Regions from separate parts of the Mus musculus genome. Here all the other regions are linked to region 3. A link is a loop called in an ENCODE intact Hi-C map of the cell type or tissue named here. Cell type or tissue: heart. All regions are shown on one strand.

What was found. Hi-C counts contacts between places; a loop is a spot of excess contacts. Peaks named below come from ENCODE experiments on the same cell type or tissue, not always from the same donor. Only the 100,000 strongest peaks of a DNase experiment are listed, where the experiment ranks them.
Region 1: it touches region 3 in a loop (2.5-fold over the local background); 14 of 42 quality-filtered maps call a loop at or near these places.
Region 2: it touches region 3 in a loop (2.8-fold over the local background); 2 of 42 quality-filtered maps call a loop at or near these places.

What each region holds. Positions count from the first base shown.
Region 1 is chr4:101,168,555-101,176,554 of GRCm38, forward strand. Jak1 (Janus kinase 1) reads right to left here. Exons shown (of 25, transcript NM_146145.2): 9 at 6,520-6,677; 10 at 5,532-5,655; 11 at 2,681-2,867. Among named protein-coding and RNA genes, the nearest start is that of Gm24468, 14 kb to the right of the region's middle. In heart, no CTCF peak of the experiment used is centred here; DNase peaks (open chromatin) are centred at 4,397 and 7,717.
Region 2 is chr4:101,638,296-101,646,295 of GRCm38, forward strand. Dnajc6 (DnaJ heat shock protein family (Hsp40) member C6) reads left to right here. Exons shown (of 19, transcript NM_001164583.1): 18 at 971-1,147; 19 at 2,177-4,504. The coding sequence ends at 2,278. Among named protein-coding and RNA genes, the nearest start is that of Leprot, 5.5 kb to the right of the region's middle. In heart, a CTCF peak has its summit at 4,680 (motif pointing left); no DNase peak of the experiment used is centred here.
Region 3 is chr4:101,260,316-101,268,315 of GRCm38, forward strand. It overlaps Jak1 (Janus kinase 1), which reads right to left and starts at 4,967. Exons shown (of 25, transcript NM_146145.2): 1 at 4,727-4,967. In heart, no CTCF peak of the experiment used is centred here; a DNase peak (open chromatin) is centred at 4,986; H3K4me3 peaks cover 1,896 bases; H3K27ac peaks cover 1,322 bases.

The DNA.
Region 1 (8,000 bases), 92 kb before region 3:
TCTACAAGGAGCAACTAAGTGGAAATCAGCATCACACCTGCCCATCCTGAGGAGGCCCCAGGGAATAGGTACTGACACATGTTCAGTGGTGTGTGGGCCTGAGTGCTGGGCCTGACCAAGGGCTTACTTATCTATCATATGCTTCTGTCTGGCTTCCTGGCTTTTCCCTGCCTTTTCTCTATTCCACAAAGCGATGTATACTGCAGTGTAAAACCTAGATCAGAGTATCTGGCTCTGGGAACCCTAGTTACAAGTGCAGAGAAATTGAGCAACCTGTAACGACACTCTTTGTGTTACACATTCCTGATTTTAGCTCTTCTCTAATTTGCAGGTTCTGAGAACTAATACGAGGACGATCCACACTGGGCTCCTCAGCTTTCTCTCCCTCCCCTCAGATGAGATACCCTGTGTCCCAGAGATAGCTGACCACAGTACCTATTCCTATGCAAAGCATATGAAGATGGAATGGGGAGGACATATCAGTGTATTCAGGTCAGACAGGGTGTTCAAATCTCCAATCTTTGTTCACTTGGAGTCTTGGCCAAGCATCCTGAATTCTTCTGATAATTAAATGGTCTACAACATGGAAGGCCTTCAAACAGGCAGACCAAACACTCACTAAGATGTCAGTAGCCATTGTTATTATTCACTGTCACTACTATACTACTGCTGATGCCATCAGCTGTGAAGCCTTGAGCAATTCACTGAATATCCCTGAAACCAACTTCCTATGTGGAAAAAAAAAAAACAATAAACAATAAGATAGTCACTACACTACTTTGAAAGTAGTAGGTACTGCTACAGTGGAAGCTGCTCAAATATTATCACCCAATGGGACAGTCCTGCACAAGATCTGGTGTGCATTCTAGGCTTCCCATGAATCACAGAGCAGTGAGTGAAAACTCAGACCTTCAGAGTTCTAAAGCAAGTGAGAAAAGTAGACAGAAGGCACTCTCAGTGCTCCGTTTCAGAAGAGCCTCGGGAAAAGCCACCCAAGTATTCAACGCTGTTCCCCCACTCTTCCCTCCAAAGCTACTGGCTTCCAGTCTCTGCTGTTAGAGGTGGTAGCTACATCAGAGGTCTGTATCAGCAACCTTCAAGTAAAGCACATCCTAGCCCCTGGCCTTCTCAATTCCGTGGATGCTGTCTTCTCCCGGGGACCATGATCCCTAGGGAAGTTAGATCTTCTTTTAACACCAGAAGGGAGGTCATGTAAAAAATAAGACCATTGGGCTTTAAAGCCCTAAGGAGCTCTGAGGTTTCATGGCCAAGAGGCAGGTGTGTTTTCGCCCTTTGTGGCACACTGGCTAGCATGAAAACAAAGGCTGCAGTTACTCTGAGGCTGGCAGGTAACCCTATCTGATCAACAAGAACACAACCTTCCTCTTTCACCAAATTCAGGAACTTGCCTTTTGCTGAGACTAAAATATAATTCACACATTGTAAACTCAAAGCCCTGGGCTAGAAGTGTAGCTCAGCAGAAACACTTGGGTAAACACTTGACTTATGTGCATGAGGCCCTGGATTTAATCACTAGTACTTCTAGAAAACCCAAGCCCTTTCTACCTGTTCCTTACTCAAAGGTAATCCCTTAAAGAACAATATAGTCTCAAAGGGCCTGCTCCAAGGCTAGTGTCAAGAGCTTGTGTGCTGCCTTCTCTTCAAGGTCTTAAGACTTCCAAGGACAGATCCAGCAAAGGCAAGACAGCATGTTGGGGTGCAGAAACAAAAACTCCAATATATGAGGATCCAGTATCTGGGGTGAGACCTGACCCCAAGTTACCGTACTTTCCATGAGACTAATTTCATTCTGTGAGAGGAGGCCTCTGGCCAGGTAACCCCCAAAGCATCCTTTCACACTCACATTCTGAGGCAAGGAGTCTACCTCATGGACATTAGCCATGCTTCTTTCAGAGCTTAACCAAAACCAGGTGAGTCCCTGGGCCCTTGCCTGGGTTTTAGTTCCTGCTCCTTCTATAGCCCTCTGACTGCAGGAGAAGGCTGCAGTCCCTTGGTATGGCAGCCAATCTGTTCTCCTCAGTTCCATTTCTCCTGTCCTTCTCTACTTCACAGTGGTCCTCTTGAAGCTCCCTACAGCTCCTGCCCTGGCCTACCACACTGGTCCTGCATCAGCTCTACTGGGCAGGCCTTTGCCAAACTGGCACCTCCCTCTCATAACCCAACACTACGCTCAACATCTGCTCAGGACTCAGAGATTTGGACTGTTTCTCTCTCTTTTCACCCTAGGGTATGTTATCTATCACCCATCAACTACTGAGGTGGTCTCAGTGATCTACACACCCTCAGTGACCAGGGCCTGGGACTTCCCACTGTTATAACACAGTTCCTTAGCCCTCAGATGTGCCAGAAACATACATAAACCAAACTGAGTTGTCAAGCCACTTTACTCAAAGAACAAAGAAATCTGTGCTTATTAATCCTGAGCAGACTCTTCTGCAGTCTCACTGGGGCACTGAGGAGAGGTGTATGTTATACAGACAACACTGGCACTAGAGATGAGATGTGACATGGGGACAGACCTGAGACAGAGCTTAGAGAAAAACACCTAGGACTACAGTTTCTTGAACTCAGATAGCATCCTTTGGCCCACATGGGTAAAGCATCACAACTGGCAAAGGACAACCCAGAGGAACACAGCTTGGCTCTAACAGAGACAAACCTCGAGGCTTAGGCTGACAGCATCGTTTCAGCACAAAGCTTATGTTGTCCGTGCGCAGGATCTGCTTCTTGAGGTGGTTCATGAGGTCTCGCAGGCTGGGAAAGTGGTCCATAGAGCCATGCAGGCTGTAGCGGCCCTTCTGTACCTCAATCTGAAAGTTCTTGAACTGCTTCTGGCCACCCAATACCTGCCATCCACAAAAACAACCATGTTTACAATGGGATCAGGCAATGTAATATTAGGGGTCACTGAGCAAGAAGGTGTAGAAACTGTATGTCTAAAAATATCCCCCAATAAACTTCATCAACAAGCCAACCAAGCAGTAAGTCAATAATGAAATAGTACCCGGAAAGTAAAAAGGGGCCAGCACGTCACATATGGAGAGCTTACAGCTACAGAAAGGTCATCTGCGTTTTGACCTGTGAGATGAAGGTCGTGAAAAAATGTCACAGGATTGTTGCAAAAGTCATAGGACTTTTGTTTAAAGAAAAAAACCAAAACCTTCACACATTTTAGAATGATCAATTATTGAAAACTGAACCCTAAATGGGTATCTATATCACCTCCTCTTGTAGAACAAGGTAGAAGAAGGGCAAAAAGAATGTGCGAAGGAGGAAGGGGTGGAGTGTTAGAGAGCCTTTTCCTGGCACACCACGGCTCCTGCACTCTTGAACTCTCAGTGATTGTGATATCAGGATAAGACTGGGCCGGTTAACATTTTATCATGGAGGGGAGGAAGGGATTAGGAGGCTTCCATCCCTCCTGATGAGGTTAATACAGTTAATAGCTGCTGGGGGAGGAAGAGACATTGTCTTTAGTGGTATAGCTGCTAGGATGGATCTTGTGTTCCTATGAGCAATCCTAATTAAAATCATTTGGTCATCAAAAAAAAAAAAAAAAAAAAAAAGACATGACAACGGAAGAAGGACTTTCTGAGAAGAGACTGGCAGGAGTTAGAGTGGGCAAGGATCATGGGGGTTGAATAAGGATCATATTACATATATATATATATATATATATATATATACACACACACATACATACATATACCCACACATGAATGAAAATATAATAAACCCATTATTATGTATAATTAATATATGATATTTTTATAAGAAAAAAACCATTAGTACTTTATAAAGATTAACCAGTGTATGTATGAAATAAGAACTGTGAAGGTTAAATTCACTCGGAACTCTTTCAGAGTGAGCCCTCACACACTATGAACCAGCCCAAGGAGAAGCACACACACTGGGAGCTGGGAGCTGGGAGCTGGGAGCTGGCTGTCCATCCAGGCCATAATTCCAGCACCACAAAAACCTGTCCGAGAAGCTTTCTTCCATGGCTCTTCTTATACAAAGAAAAAAAATATAAAGAGTGAGAGCCAGAAAGATGTCTTTATAGTAAAAACTGGGACATGACATTTAAGACATCCGTGTCCACAAGGTTAATGCATCCTACAAACCCAGACAATGGAACAGCACCACCTCTATCATATGGCCTCTGTAAGTTCTCTTTAGCTGCATGTACAATCAACAATCCTCTTTGTGACTGTCCTTTCCCCAGGCAACCTGACTGACTAGGATGTTGCTCTGAGTCTACCTCAGAAGGCGGGGCTACCTTACAGCCATGCATACTAATAAACTTCCTCCAAAGACTGACCAGTAAGTGAAAACAGGAAGCCACCAAGCCCAAGGCAGCCCTGAGGTCTGGCTGTTCAGGAACACTCCTGGAACTTTACCCAGTACATCTGGCAGCACTGGGTTCCTTATGTGACTTCCTCCTTCCACTTTGACAGAGCCCAGTCCTCGGGGCTCTCTTAACACTTGTCTCCTGTGTCTGATGCTTTGCCTCCATCAACAGGTTCTTTCAACTCAGTTTTCCAGTCTGGGTGAGTCTCACTATTGCTGGTAGATTTAATGTAGACTAACATAAAACTCACCACCCTCACTGGACCTGGTGGAACATTCCTTCAACCTTAGCACTCAAGAGGCAGAGGCCACTGATCTCTGTGAGCACAAGGCCAACTTAGTCTACATTATGAGATCAGGGACAGCCAGAGCTACACAGAGAAATCCTGTCTCAAAACAAACAAACAAACAAACAAACACACCAAGAAAAGCCCAACCCCACAACAAACAAAACCTCACCCTCGACATCTTCTAAAATTCTCTAAAACCTTTTAAGCATTCTAAAATGTTGCGTGAATAGAAAAGGCACTGCAGGGACCATGAATCAGCAATCGTTTGGAGCTGCATCTGGCTGTTTATGCAGCAGACACTTTGGGAAAGCAATTTATGTTAAAATGCCCAAAGCTGTTGCTGGGGGAAACAGGCCATGTTGACGAGGTGGCTCTTTGACATTAGCCTACACCAGAGAATGCCACAGGCAAACACAGTTCTAGGTTTGATGATTCTGCCACTGGCTATAGAGTAAGTCACTCTAGATAATTAAGCTAAAGTTCACATGTGCCTGATGGAATGGCGGTTTTCTGGTCACATTCTACCTTCTAAGGTTACAGTCCTTCTCCGGAGAGAAAAGAGAAGAGAAGGGAAGGAGGAAGAAAAGGAGAAGAGGGAAGGAAGGAGGGGAGAGGAAAGAAGAGGAGGAAGAAAAGGAGGAAGGGCGACAGGGAGGGAAGGAAGGAGGGAGGGAGGGAGGACCAGACATAGGAAGAATACAGAGTCGTGCTATTGAGTGTCCTATCAGGTAGGATATTCTTTCCAGACTACCAGAGACTTGCTCAGAGAGAGACCCTGGTGTTCCTTTCTCCCACAGTTCCTGGGCTGGGTGGTAGTGAACAGATACCTTGTAGCTGCATCCCCTGGCCCACATCTATGTCCCCACTGACCTCAGACTTTTCAAAGCAGGTGACAGTCATAAGAATGTTGTCAAAGTCGGTGCAGCTCCACCTCAGCACGTACATCCCCTCTTCACTCCCTTCCTGCCGCAGCTTATTGATGGCATATTCTGTGCTGGAGAGAGAAGTAGGCAAGGACAGAGGCTCAAACCATAGAACACAAGCTGCCAGGGACACCCAGCCACACCCTGTCACCTGCCTGGCTCCTAAGGTCCTCTCTGGCGTGGTATGAAGCACGTGGTGAGAAGGAGTTTGAGACATCCAGAGCTTCCAATTTCTAGGAAAAAAACTCACCTACTGCACCCAACACACAGAGGTCTGCTTTACTGTCACAAAATCTACAAAGACATGTCTCCACATCTTACCATAAAGTGTACCTTAATACTAGGAAGTAAGAGTAGCTAAGGATTGAGTGGAGTCCCACACTTGGCCCGTTGGGGCAGTTGGGTTCACTTCCTTCACTGCGAGCTTAATTGATGACAAGCAGAATAAATACCTCAGTGGTGAGTAAAAGAGTATTAGAGAACACACTTTATGTTCCTCTGTATTCCCAAATGCAGTGAGTCTTGATGCCCAAAGGGCACAGAGCATGATGGGTAGAAGGGGGCTAAACCTGTCACGTGGAATACAGATGAGGACCATTCTTAAGATTTAAAGATCTGCATTCCTGTCTCCCTTCAAGTGCTCAGTATTGGACAGAGTAGGAGTTGGCTTTGGAGAAGTGAAGGGGTTAATCTATGAGAAGCAGAGATCAAATTAAGGGAGTAGTTGAGGCATGCTCTAAGAGCCATGGCAGGAAATGACAGGAAGGGCTGGTGGGGGCTCAAGTAGCATACTTCACAAAGAAGACAGCCTCCAAGTGTATGGCCACTCACCCCACCCTCAACAACTGGCCACATGCAGAGCTAAGGGGACTTTCTACCTCTAAAACCTGGGCTCTTTTCACACCAAAGGTAATTGAGAAAATTCTGGAACCAACCAGATTGGACCGTGGCAGCCGTTCTGTATATTGTGGACAATCAGTGGGGGAGCCACATCAGTACAGAGGTAATGGTGGGCATCTGCAGTGAGCCGGAAGTAGCCATCCACCAGGGACACAAAGGACAAGGCTTCCTCTCGAGAAGAGAGCTTGAGTTCCTGGTGAGAGAAAACACACCACAATTACTTCACTCCACTGGCTGGCATCGACCTTCAGATACCTTTGAAAAGCAAATTTCAAATGCTCTAGAGCAGGGGGGTGGCGGGCTGAATCAGACCCCACCTGGCATACAAGCACCTTGGTTTCTTGATAGCAGAAGCCTGAGAAGTGTGTGAGAGATGGAGAGATCAAAGCAAGACTTGGTAACACGCTGGCATCCTGCTTTCATGAAAGACCAGTAGCCAAGTACTACCTGCTCAAAGGGCGGATCTATAGAGAGGCACAGTGTGAACCGCAGGCTCTGTAACCAGCCTCTTCAAGTTCACAGCATCCCCACCTGCTACCAGGCTCAAACATATTCAACTCGATGTTTTATAGGTCAAAATGGGCAACTACTGGCAATTTCAAATTGTTTAACCAACAATTTGTGTCTTTAACAGGTCACTTAACCTCTGTGCCTCTGTAAAATAGGGATGACCTCTGCCACCACCGAGTTAACATGGTAATTAAACAGCTGACACCTGGAAAGTTGTTAAGAGTAGCCTTCTATTTTATACCCAGGTTGTTTGTAGTACTTTGACTGCAAATGCTGTTGAAATAAACCCCTTTTGTTGGTTTGTTTTTTGGTTTTTCAAGACAGGATTTCTTCATGTAGCCCTGGCTATCCTGGAACTTACTCTATAGTCCAGGCTGGCTTTGAACTCAGAGACCTGACATGAATACTCTTATTCATAAGCCACTGTCTGTACCTCATAGTTTCCGGAAAACATGTTCACTGGGTTCCTAAATGGAACCCACAGAAATATTTTCAAGATTTTTGCCATAGGCTGTCAAACTGATTTCTAGGAGGTTGTCAGAAAGGCAGCCTCTGCACAGGGGAGAGTGGCCCTCTGTGCTGCCTCACTGGGCTCTCCCCTTGCGCTGTGCATTATCTTTCTGTCATTGTTTTAAGCAAAACAAGATTTCCCTGGTGCTGATGGCCTTCACTTTGTAGGCATGGCTGTCACACTAGCCTGGCCTCAACACGTGTTATCAGGGGTGACTTCCCACGACAAAAACATGTTTACTTGGAAGAGTTACCACTTTCCCTGCCAAGCTGGCCTGCTTGTCTAAGCTGTGTCCTCAAGTGATACCAGAAAAGACAAAGCGAGATAACACCCTCTCTGCTGTCCTCGAGCCCCTGGGTGAGCCTGACACCACTGGGGCTGCTCTGTGGCCTACTCATGAGCCCAGTGCGACTTCCTTCTACCCAGCTCAGCAGGCACACCTCTGTGGGCTCCATCTTTTCCTTTTAAGATCAGAGGTTAAGTTATGGTTAACAG
Region 2 (8,000 bases), 380 kb after region 3:
TTAGCCTGAAGGCAGAGGGTGGCTCTGAAGGTGAATGGCATGAGGACACAGATGAGGTACATAAAGATCAAACTGGCATATGACTTATGGCATGACATACAGCTCTGGAGCAGTAGCTGAGAGCTTAGATCTGATCCACAAGCATGAGGTAGCGAAGGAATGATATAGGTTAAAAGACCTTAAAACTCACCCCACCTTCTCTAACAAAGCCACAATTCCTAACCCTTCCCAACCATTTCCACCAACTGGAGACCAAGAACTCAAATATACGAGACTATGGGAGCCAGTCTCACTCCAACCACTACAGCTTCCATTTAATCACATATTTTCTTTATAAGATGGAGGTTGTTAGTTTGAATCAATGATATAAGGGATCAATTTATTTAATAAACCTTTCGAGCTCTACTCGGTGCCAGGTCTGTTTGGCTACTAAGATAAAGTGATAAGAAGCAGTCCAAGAAACTCTTCTTTCCCATCAATAGCTCCAAGTATTGACGGGAAAAGGTGAACACACATACTCAATAATGAGTGACATATATGGCACGTTTATAGTAGGGTAGGCCCTATTTTTTCCCCTTTGTGGTAGGAGTCAAACCTAGGGCAGGTAAGTATACCACTGAGCTATATCCTAGCACAACTTTGGCCTACATGAAAGGAATATTTAGTGGCTGGAGCAAAGTAGATCCAGGTGTGACCTCATGAAGCTCGTGCTAGGAGTGTATAATTAGCTGTATGAAGGCAGGGAGAAATGAGCTCAAACCACAGAGGTGAACTCTGAAGTTCATGATCAGTTTTTGAACAGTGATGCAGACTAGAAGGACGAGGGGGAAGGTGGGCTTGTGTTCCAGCTAGAGGGGCCTGCTTGCGCAGTTTCCTAGCAACAGTAGCGGTAAACAGTATAGATCTTCAGAGTCCTGGTAGGCAGAAAGCATTTGAGGGTCTTAACCTTTTTGGTTTTTCCTGTTTGCAGATCCTGGAGTGGATAGAGGGCAAAGAGAGAAACATCAGAGCTCTGCTTTCCACAATGCACACCGTGCTGTGGGCTGGGGAGACCAAATGGAAACCCGTGGGCATGGCGGATCTGGTGACGCCGGAGCAAGTGAAGAAGGTGTACAGGAGGGCTGTGCTAGTGGTGCACCCTGACAAGGTGGGTAGCACCTGCCCTGTCGTAGACTTGCCCGGTCCCTGTTTCAGTGTTCACAAGTATAGGATAAAAAGGCATGCTTTCAATTTGCTGATTGACTAAGAAATTTATTTGACAAAACTTACTCTGTGGGTTACTTAAATCAAGTATTTAAACAAATAGTCACAAGGCATGAGGTTGTCAGGAAGCAGTCAAAGCATCCTTCACAAACAATAGGACAAACATTTTATTCACTATGGAGGCTGAGCACTTCAAAGGAAAAGGCTATTGTCCCAGTGGAGGGCGGAATTGTGTCTACCCAAGAGACACCTTAGGGTATGTTTGGAAAAAAGATATTGGTGAGGAGCAATAAGATGTTTAAAATGTCAGTGTGTGTTGCCATCACTGCTCATGGTTTGAGTAAATTACAAGAGCTCAGAAGAGCTCCACAGATCAGAACTTGAGCTCCCACCTGGCCAAGTTCATTGCAGTTTGCAGCCGCACGTCAGACTGAAGTACACCACTCTGCTCTCATTGAGCCGTAGCAGATATGAGACATGAAGTCATGATTGCAGTGCCTTTGGGGAACGCGTGTCTGAAATCCATGTTTGATGTCCATCCCTCCACGCTCCTTATGACTAAATAGGATAATTAATGGGAAATGTTAATTCATGAACTTTAATCAGTCATAAGAGAAGTAAGAGCCCACAGAAACTGGCAAACTGCCCTACTAGAAGGAGTCTCAAAGACCTACACTTTATAGGGATTGGAAAGGGGGAGTTTTGAAACACAGTCAAACAAAGACATCCCTATCATTAACCATGAGATGTGTCTTCTACTGCCTAACAAGCTCCCACTTTTCTTCTTATTGATGGGTTTCTGTTATCCTCTGTGAGCTTTCTGTAGTGCGCAGTAATTAATCTCATGTAGATAGACTGTAAAAAGAGATGTCTTAATGAAAGAACATTTTAATTGCCATTCACAAACTCAGTGAATTTAATATTAGTTTAATTTTGGTCTGTGGTATCTAATTGTGTTTTGTGTTTTCTTTAGGCAACTGGGCAACCCTATGAACAATACGCAAAGATGATTTTCATGGAGCTAAATGATGCCTGGTCTGAATTTGAAAACCAAGGCCAAAAGCCCTTGTATTAATTTGTGAGCTTTTCTATGCTGGCTGCAGTCCTGTGATAATGCTTAGTGTGTACCACAGTTCTGAGATTTTCACAGATGAACCAAAAATTCTAGTAATGTATTTCCAATACTAAACTGTTAATTTCCTCGTGAATTCACTTCTCATGATAAGGAATGTGAACGTTTGGTTTCTTGAAGTCCATAGCACCAAGAGGAACTCTAGTGAGCTGACCTTGCAGAGTCTTGACATTCCAGCCTGTCCTTTGGGAAGCCGACTCAGCATTTTGCCTGGGGAAATAGGACCTCGGCCACCCAAGGTGAAGGCATGACATCCATCTCACTGTCTGAGATTAAGATTTATGAGTGGACATTATGATAATGGGATTGCGTAATGGTTTTAAGGAATTGATTTAGGGATTGTGTATGTGTGGGTTTTTTGTTTTGTTTTGTTTTTAAAGATGTAATTTGAGGAATGGCTTTACACAAACTCCAAGAATATCACCAACCAAGTATTTTTTAATGGAAACTTACTGAAGCCTTTAGCTTCTTCAGTGTGTGTCCTTTGGTCAAGAGCATTAACAATTATTGAAGTGACTTAACGGTGGAAAGGGGTTATGTAGAAATTGAGGAATTACCCCTTTCTTTTCCTGGATGAGCTATAACCCAAGCACATGATAAAGAAATCAGGAGCCCTAAGATGCCAAATCTTGACTCCAGGTCAGGACATTGGGGTACCAGCTCCTTTTTCCTTTAAGTTTGCTGTTGATTGAAGAAAAACTCTTGAACGATACCACCACCATAATTCCAAACCTATTTGAAATCCCCTTCTAATTGTTGCCATGAGGCTCAGTGCTCTTTCTTTTGCTTAGCCAAGAAAACATTCTTCATGGGTGACAGTTTGCAAAGCAGCTTGGCCCATTCACACTTTGTATAGACCTGGCATTCTGGTGACTGCAAGCCAGGGGAAAAACAGAGAAGATAACACTGAGTGCTATTTAGAAGGGTTTGGTTGGGGATAGAGCTGTGGTGTGCCTTCAGATCCAATTGGATAGCTTGCCAGTTGAGGAGTCAGAGTCCCACCCACCCAGTGGATCTGGCCCCTCCCACCCCGGGATTATCTCCGCTGGGTTTGCTGTTGGATGCATGTGAAAACTATGCAAGAATGAAACTTTCCCAGACTGACATCAGCTGGTGGCAGTTCACTCCAGTGCTCAGAGCTTCCCACTTTGCAGGGGAAGCAGCTCCTACTGCTGGGACTTCGCTAGGTCTCTGGGTGAGCACATGTGCGGCATCTATTTATCTATCCATACCTGCATATGAATATGTCTAACGTGCACACACACATTCACAAAGCAGGTGGTCAAAAAGATTATCATGCTGATCTTAAAAGGTTCACATTCAATATTGTGAAAAGCTTTCAGAAGTTGTGTTTCCAAGACAATCATTTTGTTTGTTTGTTTCTGTTTTAATATTCTTGTGACAACTAAGTTGAAAAAGCAGCATGTCAGAAATAATTTTGATTCTATATAGACCTCTTCTCTTTTTTTAAATTATAAAAGTTTATTATTTATTTTACCTTTAACTGATAATGTGAAATTCTCAAAAATATGTTCTCTTTAAAATATACAGTTGTAAACTCTTCAAAGTAAACATAACAATCTAGGTGTTATTTATTAACGTATTATACAATGATGTCTGACCCAGTATGTGCTTGTCCTATTTAAGATTGGAATGTGAGACATGTTGCTGTGACCTGTTTTGTTTTGTTTTTTTGTTTGTTTTGTTTTTGCCTCATTCCATATTTGTAGATATTGTGTGAACTACAGTATATAATGACAATAATTAAGAGGATATTATGTGGCTGTCACATACATTTTGAGATGATAGAACTATATTAGCTTTGTGTCATGTTTGCATAGGTCATTAACGTTCACGGTTTAAATACCATTAAATGTTATGCGATTAGCAATGAGGAAGAACCCTTCCTTAAATCTGGGAGTTTCCCACCGCTCTTTCCCTGATGCATTATGATCCTGGACGCCTGTCTATCTCAAAACTCTTAACACGTGCAGACCAATAGGTTCTGTGTTCCTTTTAAATACCAGGTTGTGACAGTTTGTTGTTGGCCAGATCCACCATCTCATTCATATTTATTGTAATATATTTTTGTTTTGTAAATACATGAAACAAAACAAAATGTCATTGTTCTAAAATATTTGTAATGTATATTAAAAAGGATACAAAATACTTTTAGAAATATACATTATTTTTGTACCTGCGGGAGTACGAGGGGCCAGAGAGATGACGCAGTGGTTAGACGTGCACACTACTCTTGCAGAGGACCTCAGTACCCACACTGCCTGTGTCTTCAGCTGCAGAGGGCTCTGATGCCCTCTTTTGGTTTCCACAGGCACTTGCATTGACGTGCACACACCCCTCCTCTATACACATGATTAAAATAAAATAGATCTTAAACAAGCAAAGAAGCATCCCAAACCAAACAAATGAGAAATGGAGTACAATGGCAAACTTGACAGACACCCTCTAACCCGACTTGCTTTTAAAGATCGGTAAGGGGGAAGAATCTGAAAAGTGTGGAGTACATTTGCACCAAAAGGTAACCTGACAAGATTCTATGTTTATACTTTCATCTCCCAGTATCACTCATGTCTTGAGGCAGACAGACAGACAGACAGACAGACCCCACTGGTCATGTCTGATGAAAACTGTGTTGCAAAAGGACTCAGCATAGGAATCCTGTTCTTACTAGAATATGAATGTGTTTCCAACCACATGTTTGTGTGCTGAGTCAGAGAGACTGATTTACCATCGAACAGAAATGCTGGATATTTTTAAGCCTGAGGACAGAGAGAACATATGCACATTTGTAGACACACTGTTCCAGAGCATTTGAGCCACGGCTTTGCTGATGTGTCCAGACCAGTGGTTTTCAAGCTTCCTAACTCTGTGACCCTTTAATGCATTTCCTCGTGTTGTATTGATTCCTCTAACCATAAAATTATTTCATTGCTACTGTGTAGCCGTAATTTTGCTACTTTTATGAGCTGTGATATAAATATCTGATATGAAATATCTGTGGGAGCCACAACCCACAGGTTGAGAACCTCTGGTCTGGCAGCTCAGGTCAGTACTAGTGCTACTGGTGAGACCACATTGGGTAAGAAGTCAGCACAAAAGTTGAATTTCAGAGGATGTTATCCTAGTTCAAGACATTTTCCATGATGAAAACACCAGCTTATAAAATGCAGGTCAAATCAAGAGTTTTTTTTTTTTTTTTAACTATTCTAAAAATAAGCCATAAAGTTTGTGGAATGGTGATATATGTTGGTTTGAAACTAAAAGAGTAGCTATGAATACTGATTTTTTTCCTACTTAATATCTGTTATATTGACAAATACTTTAAACTCTGAGTCGTGATTTTATCATTTGTAAAATAGATTCCTTACAGGTCTTATGAGGCACCATGTGTGTAAAGTATTACCTCACAGATACTAGCCAATAACTATCAGTACTGCTAATGATAAATAAGACTAGGTGCCACACTGATGGTTTTTGAGCTGGAAATACATGGAGCCCTCAGGTTCAGAAACGGCTCCAGGAATAGGAAAGTCTGCTGGGAACACCTTATTCCTTGACACTTCTACCAGTCTCCTTGGGACGGGGTGAGATCTGGGTGTAGAAAATGACAGATGCTTGTTTCTGTTAGTGTCATAGCACAATTCTGTTTAGGATGCACTGTGACCTTAGAGCCTCCTCTGGGGCAGATGTGTGACCTTGTTGTGCCCTTACATGTGTGGCGCTGTAAGATCTGGAGTTTGAGAAGGGTATTTTCTGTGGACTAGGGGGAGGTGATACTATTTATTATAAACTTACTAATATTTGCTATATCAGGGCTCAGAAAATGACTACAAACTACAGATTCCAGAACCCAAATTTCTCCTATCTCCCTTCTTCTTTTCTTGTATCTCTCATTCTTTTCTAGGCAGATCATAGAGACTAGAATTCATCTTTGCCAAGGCAGGTCATTGAAACCACACCTTTTCCCCAAAGCCAGATGTAAAAACGAAAATCACTCCCAATCTCCTCCCTTTTGCCATAAGAGTTGGCCACCTGAAGTCCTCTCTCATTCTCTGTAGATCACAAGGTCTCTTTTCCAGGGAAGGGTCTTGTGCCATATCTGGAGGGAGCGCTGCACAGAGCAACCAAGAAGAATGAATAGACAGACCCTTTGGATTCCTCTCTTAGTCCATTACTGTTCGGCCAGTCTCTTTCTGGCCCATAATCTTTCTGTGTGGCTGCCAATGCTTCATCAAACCTAAACATAAGATTGCACAGTACACACAGACTTCTTGAGTCTTCTTCAGCCTGCAGGCTTCTGTGTCATTTCAAACTATGATCAAATAAATTTGCTATGATTTTTTTATGTTGTAACCTGCCTTTTGCTATAGTTGTATTGGCCATGAAACTTTATGAATGGTAAAGGGATCACCCCTTTTTTGTTCCCAGAGTTAATATAATCAACCCTTGGTATATGCTATAGATGAGACACTAGTAAATATGTATATTAATATGAAATCAATGAATTGCTTTGAACTCTCTTAAGATAAGGTTTTACTGTTGTTTCTCCTCACTGTCAACCCCTGCCTCCTCTGGGCATAAGATCTACTATGAGAAGAAAGCAACTGATTAATTGCATTAGTGTTTCAAGACTTGGTCTCAGCTTTCCTGTTCCGTGTCACTATTTGAGCTTGAGTTTTACCAACTGTCTTAGTTAGGGTTTTACTGCTGTGAACAGTCACCGTGACCAAGGCAAGTCTTATATAGACAACATTTAATTGGGGCTGGCTTACAGGTTCAGAGGTTCAGTCCGTTATCATCAAGGCAGCAACATGGGAGCATCCAGGCAGGCGTGGTGCAGGCAGAGCTGAGGGTTCAACTCCTTCATCTGAAGGCAGCTAGTGGAAGACTGACTTCCAAGCAGCTAGGGTGAGGGTCTTAAGCCCCCATGGTGACACAACTACTCCAACAAGGCCACACCTCGTAATAGGGTCACTCACTGGGCCAAGCATATACAAACCTTGCACCGACTGTAAAGTGGTGATAATAAAATCTAGTTCGTAGCCTTTGATACTTGAACTCAAGGAGGAAACCCTAAGATTCATCTTAAGGACTCTACTCTAGTCACAGGCAGTCAGACAGTGGCCCAGGTTAAACAGCTGAGTAACATAGGAGGGGGCTGGTCGGAGGGAGATGCAGGTTCCAGTGGCTTTTCTTCTTGTGGAAATGTGGAATTGGTGAGTAGGATGGTTTTTGGTGCAACATCTGGCACAGGAAAAGTCCACTTTCTCAGGTAAAGTACTCAGTCCAGTTGTTGTTGGCAGAAAGCAGTCGGAGAGAAACAAACAGTGTGGTTGAGGGTGGAAGGAGAGTGGGACGGTTTACATCACATAATCTCTTTATTTAAGGTGGGAAAAACCTACCTCCTCACTAACAGATCTCAGTGCTTATAAAGGAGAAGTTAAAAACACAGGTCTGGCAGAGCAATTTTCTGAGTGCTTTTATAGGCACCATAATCCCCCATTTTCACCAGGTACGTTGTCCATGATGCTGGCACATGCCTGACACTGCAGACCCTGTGTACAAGCTTCATCCTGTACACACTCTCAATGGTACAATGGCTTAACTTGTTGTAATGGTTACAATAGTATTAACAGTCTAAAGG
Region 3 (8,000 bases):
AGGGGAGGGAGTCCTATGTACTTCACTCCACTTATTCACTCTATGACTATTACTAGTAAGCAGACAATCAATACTTACTGATTAATAACTGGATAAACAAAACATCATGTGAATACACTTGTTAAGTAAACCAGTTATCTAGATTTAAAATATCTCAACAAGTGTCAGCTGTCTTCTGACCAGAGTACCCTTAAATGAATTTTCTGTTAGTTCCTATCTCTAACCCCAGCATTTGGGAGGTTTAAAGCAGGAAGATCGCAAGTTTGAGGCCACAAGGTGAGTTCCAGACCACCCCGGGCTAGAGGAAGACCCAGTCTCAAAACAACAATGAAGGTTTCCTTCTTTTGTTACTAATGTGCATCTTGCCTTGGGAGGAAGGGATCTACTCAGAGCACTGAGGAATGATGTGCTGGGACCAGCTGTGAAGACCCACACATCAGAAGACAAAGTGGAGACAACACAAAAGGGAACTTAAGGTTTGATCCTTTCCAATTGCCTCAAATGGCAAAAGAGTGCATGTCCCTCAAAGGCAAGAAGAGCATTCACAGGAGTTCTTCTCCTTCCTCTGAAACACCGGCATTTCAGCACGGCAGCTCTTTCTAACCGTGTTACCAGGAAGGTTTTGAGACCGGAAGCTAGAGTGGCATATCTCTCTGAGGACAAGAAGAGTAAAGCAGAGGAAGTGGCAATCGAAGGGCTGAAGACAAAGCTTGGCACAAATACATTAGCACCAATGAGTCAATGTCCTTGTACCTTGCATTACACAGGAAAAAAATCTCTCACTATCTCTCCCAGAGGCTGATGCCAAACTCCAGAATCCAAGCGCTCCTCCTACCCCAGCCTCCCAAGAACTTGGAGGACAGATGCGTACCACATACATCTAGCATGGTCCGAATTCTTGAAAAGGGGGAATAAAGGGCACAAAGAATGAAGCAGCACTACCCTCACCCACTCCAGCACCAACAGCTCCCTTCTATGGTAAGCCTTCTTCCAATATCCACCACACTCAAAGGAAACATGGGAAAGGCAATACAGAGCACAGAGGATTTTTTCTCCTCCTGTACTTAACTACTTCCTTACATTTTCCAATTTTTCTACAGTGAGTTTCTTCCTTGTCGTGTGAAAATAATCTTTGTGATTAAAAGAGGGGGAACTAAAAAATCTACCCAGAGAACTAGGCATACTAAATCAATCCCCTCCTCCCCGCTGTTGTCCCCCCTCACATAAACACACACACACACACACACACACACACACACACACACACAGAGAATCCTCAACATTAGCTCTTCCCTGCTGCTTGACATGCAGCAGATGAGCTTAGCCTCTTCCCTGGCTTGCACTGTGTCTAACAGTTCATTCACGAAGTTTCTTCACAGCAGCTCTCGTTTGTATGTCCTTGGGTTTTCACACATCATGCTTGCATTCCTTGCCTGGCTTCTCCACCAAGACTGCATTATAAATATCTAACCTAGGTGTCTTCATTTCCTTCTAGAACAGGAAAGCCGAGGCCAAGAATGAAATCACTTGCCACAACATGCACCCCGGTATCTCTTTTCTCACCTGGCACCCCTAAGCATCATCTCTCCTTTTGAGCACTAGTGGCATTTTGACCCAGGTCATACTTCGCTATAGGAAGGGCTGTCCTGTGCATTACTGAGTGTTTAACAATACATCTAGCCTCTACCCACTAGATACCACCTTCCCCAACAAGGTGTACCCTCCCAAACTCCTCAGAAAATATCAATGTCTCCCTCAGCATGAAATTTTACCAAGCTGTTAACCACCAGTCTGAAAGATTCATCAAGACTTCTTCACGGCCTCTGCTCTATGGCAAGGCTCCATGTCCATTAAGCCACAGTGCATTAGAGAACATCAGAGGTTGCTTGTTCAGCTAGATTCTGCTTAAATAGCCCATTCCCTGTCCTCCTGAAATGTCCTATGTGATTTCTTTTTTAATGATTTATTTTTTATTTTGTGTGCACTGGTGTTTTTGCCTGCTTGTATGTCTGCGTGAGGGTGTCAGATCCCCCAGGAACTGGAGTGACAGACAGGTGTGACCACCATGTGGGGTGTTGGAAACGGAATCTGGGTCCTCTAAAGAGTTGCCAGTGCTATTAACCACTGAACCATCTCTCCAGCCTCGTAAAAATTATTTTTTTAAAAATGCTTTGTAAAAATACGCACATCTCGACAGGCAATGGTGGCACACGCCTTTAATCCCAGCACTTGGGAGGCAGAGGCAGGCAGATTTGTGAGTTCAAGGCCAGCCTGGTCAGCCAGGACTGCCAGGGCTACACAGAGAAACCCTGTCTTGAAAAAAATATGTGTGTGTGTGTGTGTGTGTGTGTGTGTGTGTGTGTGTGTGTGTGTGTGTGTGTATACATCTCAGACAGTAAATCTAGCAGTGTATCATCTCACTAAATTATACTAAGGATATAGAGAATATGTGTCCTCAGTGGGAAAAAAGAAAGCACAGAAAGTCTGGCAGCTAGAAAACACAGATCCTGTCTGACCTTTGCTCAGCTGTAAATTGTTTTCGATTAGTACAATTATTTATAGTGTTCTCTGTATAAAAATGAGTTTAAATCTACATATATTCTACGTAGTTGCTTCATTTGTATTTCTCTACAAATATATGTGTTACTTAAATTATTCAGAATAAACAGAATGATGTCTTCAGACAACATTAAAATCTGTAGCTGGTAATGTGCTGTTGAAATCAGTCAGTCTTCTTTCGAATCACTACCGTTCATAAAGTCAAACCTCTCCAAACTGGCAGACCTCACAGTCCTTTTTAAAAGCCCTGAGGTTAAGTTCCCTTGTGTAATTTAAGGCAAGCACATTCCCGTAAAAGCAACCCTATCCTCAAAACTCCATATTTTTCACTAGCTTTTTATAGCAGGTGTCCGAATTAAAGTATTTTTACAGCCTAACTCCTCCTAGCACCTTAAATCTGTAAAGGGTGGCTACCAAGTGGCCAGAAAGATAATGATCTTCTGGGTAAGACAGACTGATACTAACACCTGCCTAAATTACAACAAAATAGAATATGTTAGGAAATGTATTTGCTATTGTACCAATACCTAATTTATTCTCTTTCTAACATCTTTTCCCAAAGCCAGTAAATTGTGTGCTGTGAAATGGGACTGAAACAGAACTAGCTGTATTCACTGTAAAGGATAACAAAAAAAATCTAAGCAACTCCCTCCCCTAAAAAGTACAGCAGTGTAGACAAACTGAAATACAGTTCAAGTTAATATGATACTAGAATTAAGTTATGATTACTATTTGTAATGTTCACACTCCCTCTAGGATGATGTATCTGTTTCTTTCTACATGATCTCAATCCATACAGAAGAGGCATTTATTCCATTTTATAAAGCATGTTATACCAGAACTGTCTAAATGCTGGCCTGCAGTCTCCATTAACCTTCACCATGATGCACAAGAGAACAAACCGATCACTCAATAAAAAAGTATCCCCTAGATGTTGGAAAACTGAAGCCAGGGATGAAATGACTTTGCACACAGGGCCCCAAGTCTAATTTTTTACCTGGTAACCACACATGATCTCTCAACTTGGGTACTACTGACTGACATTTTGAACAAGATCATAGTTGCTCCACATAGCCCCAAATTCCAGTACTTGGAAAACATCAGAGTCCCCACAAGCAAAAGCAATAGGCAACACAAAATGTGGTTTTTAGAAAGGGAAGGTATAAAAATTTAATCAATGCAAAATGTTCATTTAAAAAGAAAAAGAAAAAAGTTTTTTACACCACCCGTAACTCAAACATTTTCTTTTTAAACGGGGAAGGCAACACCCAAAGACTAGATAATTTTATCTGTCTCAGCATTCTACTTATTTAACGGCCCAAGTTTTTAATGCCTTCTTCCCTGAAAGAAGTAAAGGTAATTTTATACTACCGTAAATACCTGCGACTGAGCTCTATGACTGGGGAGGAATTTTAATAGCATGGATACTGATGTATCCAAGCAGAGGCAGAAGACAGGTCACAGCCATGAATTAAGACTATTAGGGCCCAGTCCTAGTTCCCGAGAAATCACAGAGGATACACCTCCGAAGGGGGCACACAGGCACCAGGAGATAACCACACCTCTGGTCTAGTCTCCCTAAAGAACTCCCTTCATAAACACTCATCATCCTAGGAGCCTGGGAGTGTCTCCAGAGGGGTGCCTACTGCTTCTGAGTCGACGGGGGCGTTCGTTCGCGCGGAACCGGAGCCAGGAGTTGGGGAGCCACAGACACTGGTCCCAGTTTCGATGAATCGGGTCCCTTCGGGTAGGACCTATAGTCGTCTCTCCCCATTCCCTTCACCCATGGCCCTCCATCATGCTACATTCCGGCAAGCTGCGGTTCGGAGTTCCCGGGGCGCGCCCCCACGCAGACCCAAACCCCAAAAGTCCCCCACCCCCGCAAGAGCTGACCAGGGGTGAACGCGGGCCACGACCCTCGGCGAGTCCTGCGGTCCGGGCTGTTGCGGCGCCAGAGGCCGTCGGCGCGCAGGCCGCGGGGCCATAAACAGGATGTCGGCGGAGCGGGCCGCTGTTAGCGGAGCGGCCCTCCCTCGCCTCCCGGCAGCCCCGCCGCCTGGAAATCCCCGCCCCGGCCGCCCTGGCCGCTCGGCCGCCCGGCTCCGCGCCCCTCTCACGGTCCCCGAGCTGGCCACGGCGGTCTCCACCTCCCCACCGGGACACTCACCACTTCCGTGTGCGCCGGGCCGCGCGGCTCCTTGGCGCAGGGTCGATCTGGGTCAGGAGTCTGGCAGGCAACTCAGCCTGCCGTGCAGGGTCCGGCGTGGACACCCGCGGCTAAGGAGAGGCACCGAAAGGACGAGCGAGGCTGGGCGCGGACCCCGCGGCGCGTCAGCGGCTGCCGGCTACTCCGCGGCTGCGGCGGCCTGCGCTCTAAAAACGCACCGGCGCCCCGCCCCTCCAACTCTGAACGATCACGCCCCTTGTACGGCCCAGCCCCCGTGACGTCAGAAGCTGCTCCTACAATTGGACAGAGCCAAGACCCAAGACTGAGGACCTTGGAGTCCCCGCCTGCCCAGGCTCGCACTCCAGCAAGTGTCTCCGCTCGCTTCCGCTTACCAAGTAGCTTGTGAGAATTGAACTCAAACTGGACATACTGGCACACTTCTTTAATCCCAACACTCCGGGAGGCAGAGACAGGTGGATCTCTGTGAAATGACCTGTCCCCCCACCCCGCCAAAAAAAAAAGAAAAAGAAAAAAAGAAGAGAAGAGAAGAGAAGAGGGGAGGGGAGGGGAGGGGAGGGGAGGGGAGGAGAGGGGAGGGGAGGGGAAGGGAGGAGAGGAGAGGAGCGATGAAATCACTCACGCAGGGAATAAGAATTTGCCCTCTGGAGCAACCTGTGCCCTTGGAGGCATTATCCGTGCCCTGTGTGTTTACATCTGCCCCATCCCAGCCACTCTAGAAGATGGTTCTGGAAAGACTTGCCTAGCAAGAACGAAAGTCACTTTGTCAGTTGTTGCGATAAAATATTTGACAAAAGTAATTTAAGGAAAAAAGAGTTTATTACCCTGTACAGTTGGAGCGAACACAGACCATCATGATGAGAAGTCGTGATGACAGAAACTTGAGGTGGAAAGTCACATTGCGCGCATGCTCAGGAAGAAGAGAGGATGAATTCTTGTGTTAGCTTTCTCCTGGGTATTAAATCCAGGACCACAGTCCATGGAATGGTTCTGCCCACAGATAAAGTGGATCTTATCTCCATTACCCTAATCTAGATAATCCTCAAGGGCACAGCCAAGGGGATAGACTAGTCTACAGAATCCCTGCGCAAAGCAAGTCTTCTAGGAGACCCTAATCTAGGTAATGTTGAAGGGCATGGCCAAGGGGTAACCTAATCTAAACAATCCCTCACAGGTATAGCTGATCTCCTAGGTGATTCTAATAGTCAAACTGACAATACTAACCATCATGAGGACTTAACCAGAAACAAAACCTCCGGCTTCCACGAGTTTCTTCAGGCCCAGCCTCTGTTCTGTGGTGTAAGAGCTCCAAAAGGAGCAGGGGAGAGAAACAAACTATGGAAAAGAGTAATAAGAATTAACATCCATTCCTACCTAATCTGTGTCCAGTGCTTTTGAGTTTTCATTATCATAATCTTTCACAGTAGGTTTGTTCAGTCTTATCCTATCCACAAAAACAAAATAAACAAACAAAACCCTGTAGCTCTCAGGTGTCTTCCATTCTGGCATCTTAAACTTGTGGGGTGTTTGCCAGAGAAGACCTGATCAGACATGGGCTTAAGCCTTTAGAAAGACTTTCTTAGCTGACCAGCAACTACAGTGGGTGTTCAGGATCCCAGTGTAGACCGGAGTCTTTCTCAGGGTGAGCTTGTAAGCACAAGAACCATGCCCTGGGTTGACATACTTCAGTTAACAAGAACAGTTAGCCAGACGCAGAGCTACAGATGCCAAAAAGCAAGGTTAGCACACTCAGAGACTTTCCCAGAACCATGGCCTTTGATGGATTGGGCCTTTGTTTTCATTTTTAGCAGGTGGTAGTGTCTACGTGGTGAGTTTTATACCCTGAATAGCACTTCCATCATGGAGTCCGTTGTGCTAAGGTCTAGGGCCCTGTTACAAACCTGTGGTTTTTTTCATGATTTAGTGTGGGGTGCTCACAAAATTGTCATTAAGTAAAAGGTTTCTAAAATGTGTAACAACCCGAAGATAATTTAAAAATCAAACATAATGAATCTGAGGTATTTCTAGCCATGCCTGCCCATTGTGTCCAACTATGTCATTGCAGCCTTGGTTCTGAACACACACTTGGACCTGTAAGGACTGTCACAACACACACTGCCAGCAAGCAACACCTGAAGCACTTTGGCTCAGATGCACCTGTTATGAATTGTACTGTCTGTGTGTCTGTCTGTCTGTCTCTCTATTACTATATATAGAAAGCTTGCTGTTCTTATAAAAACATTTGTTATGACGAAGACTTTCAGTAATATTTCTCCCCTTGTTGCACACCATGCATCCAACTGCATATGTTTGGATTGAATTCTGTTAAAATGATTTCTTAAATTTGCTGCTTACAGGCTGCTGGGATGGCAAGATTATCACCAGGCCTGACAATCTGGCTTAATCCCCAGAACCCACATCATGAACCAAAAGATCTGACCACCAAAAGTTGTCTTTTAACCTCCACATGTGTGACATTACACATGACTGCCCCCACCCACAAATAAATAAATGTTAAAATTAAATTAAATAAAAAATAAAAGTCCTGTTTCAGTTGCTCAAGTTTCACACACAGAAACCAAAGTTTATCTTGCTTTGAATTTCAATTAGGACAGGATTCCCAGCAATTTCTGAAATGACATAAACATACTTCTGTGACCTTGTGATATCAGTGCAAAGAGGGGTCCTTAGCACCAGTGGTGACACAGACAAACATCAGTCAACTCTGAAAGACATCGAAGGTGCTCCGAGTTTACAGCATCAAATATTCAGCTATTTAATTTGTTGTTTAAAAACAAGCAAGCACATCTGTTCTGATAAGTGTTTGTCAGCGTGATGCGAACTTCAGTAATCTACGAAGAAAGAACCTCAGTTGAGAAAACGCCGCCACCAGATTAGCCTGTAGGCAAGGGTGTGAAGCATTTTCTTGGTTGATGATTGATGCGAGGGGACCAGCCCTCTGTAGGCAAGACCCCTGTGCAGGTGGTCCTGGAAGTTATAAGAAAGCAGACTGAGGAAGCCATGAGGAGCAAGACAGTAAACAGTGCTCCTCAGTGTTCTCTGGTTCATTTCCTGCCTCTAGGTTCCTGCCTTGACTCTCCTCTGTAATGGATCCTAATCTGTAAGCTAAAATAACCGTTGCTCCCTCAAGTTGTCTTTAGTCAACGTTTTATCATAGCAAAGAAAACATCAGTTTGATTAGTGAGAAAACTCACTTTTTAAATAAATGATAAAATTATATATGTGTGTGTATAAA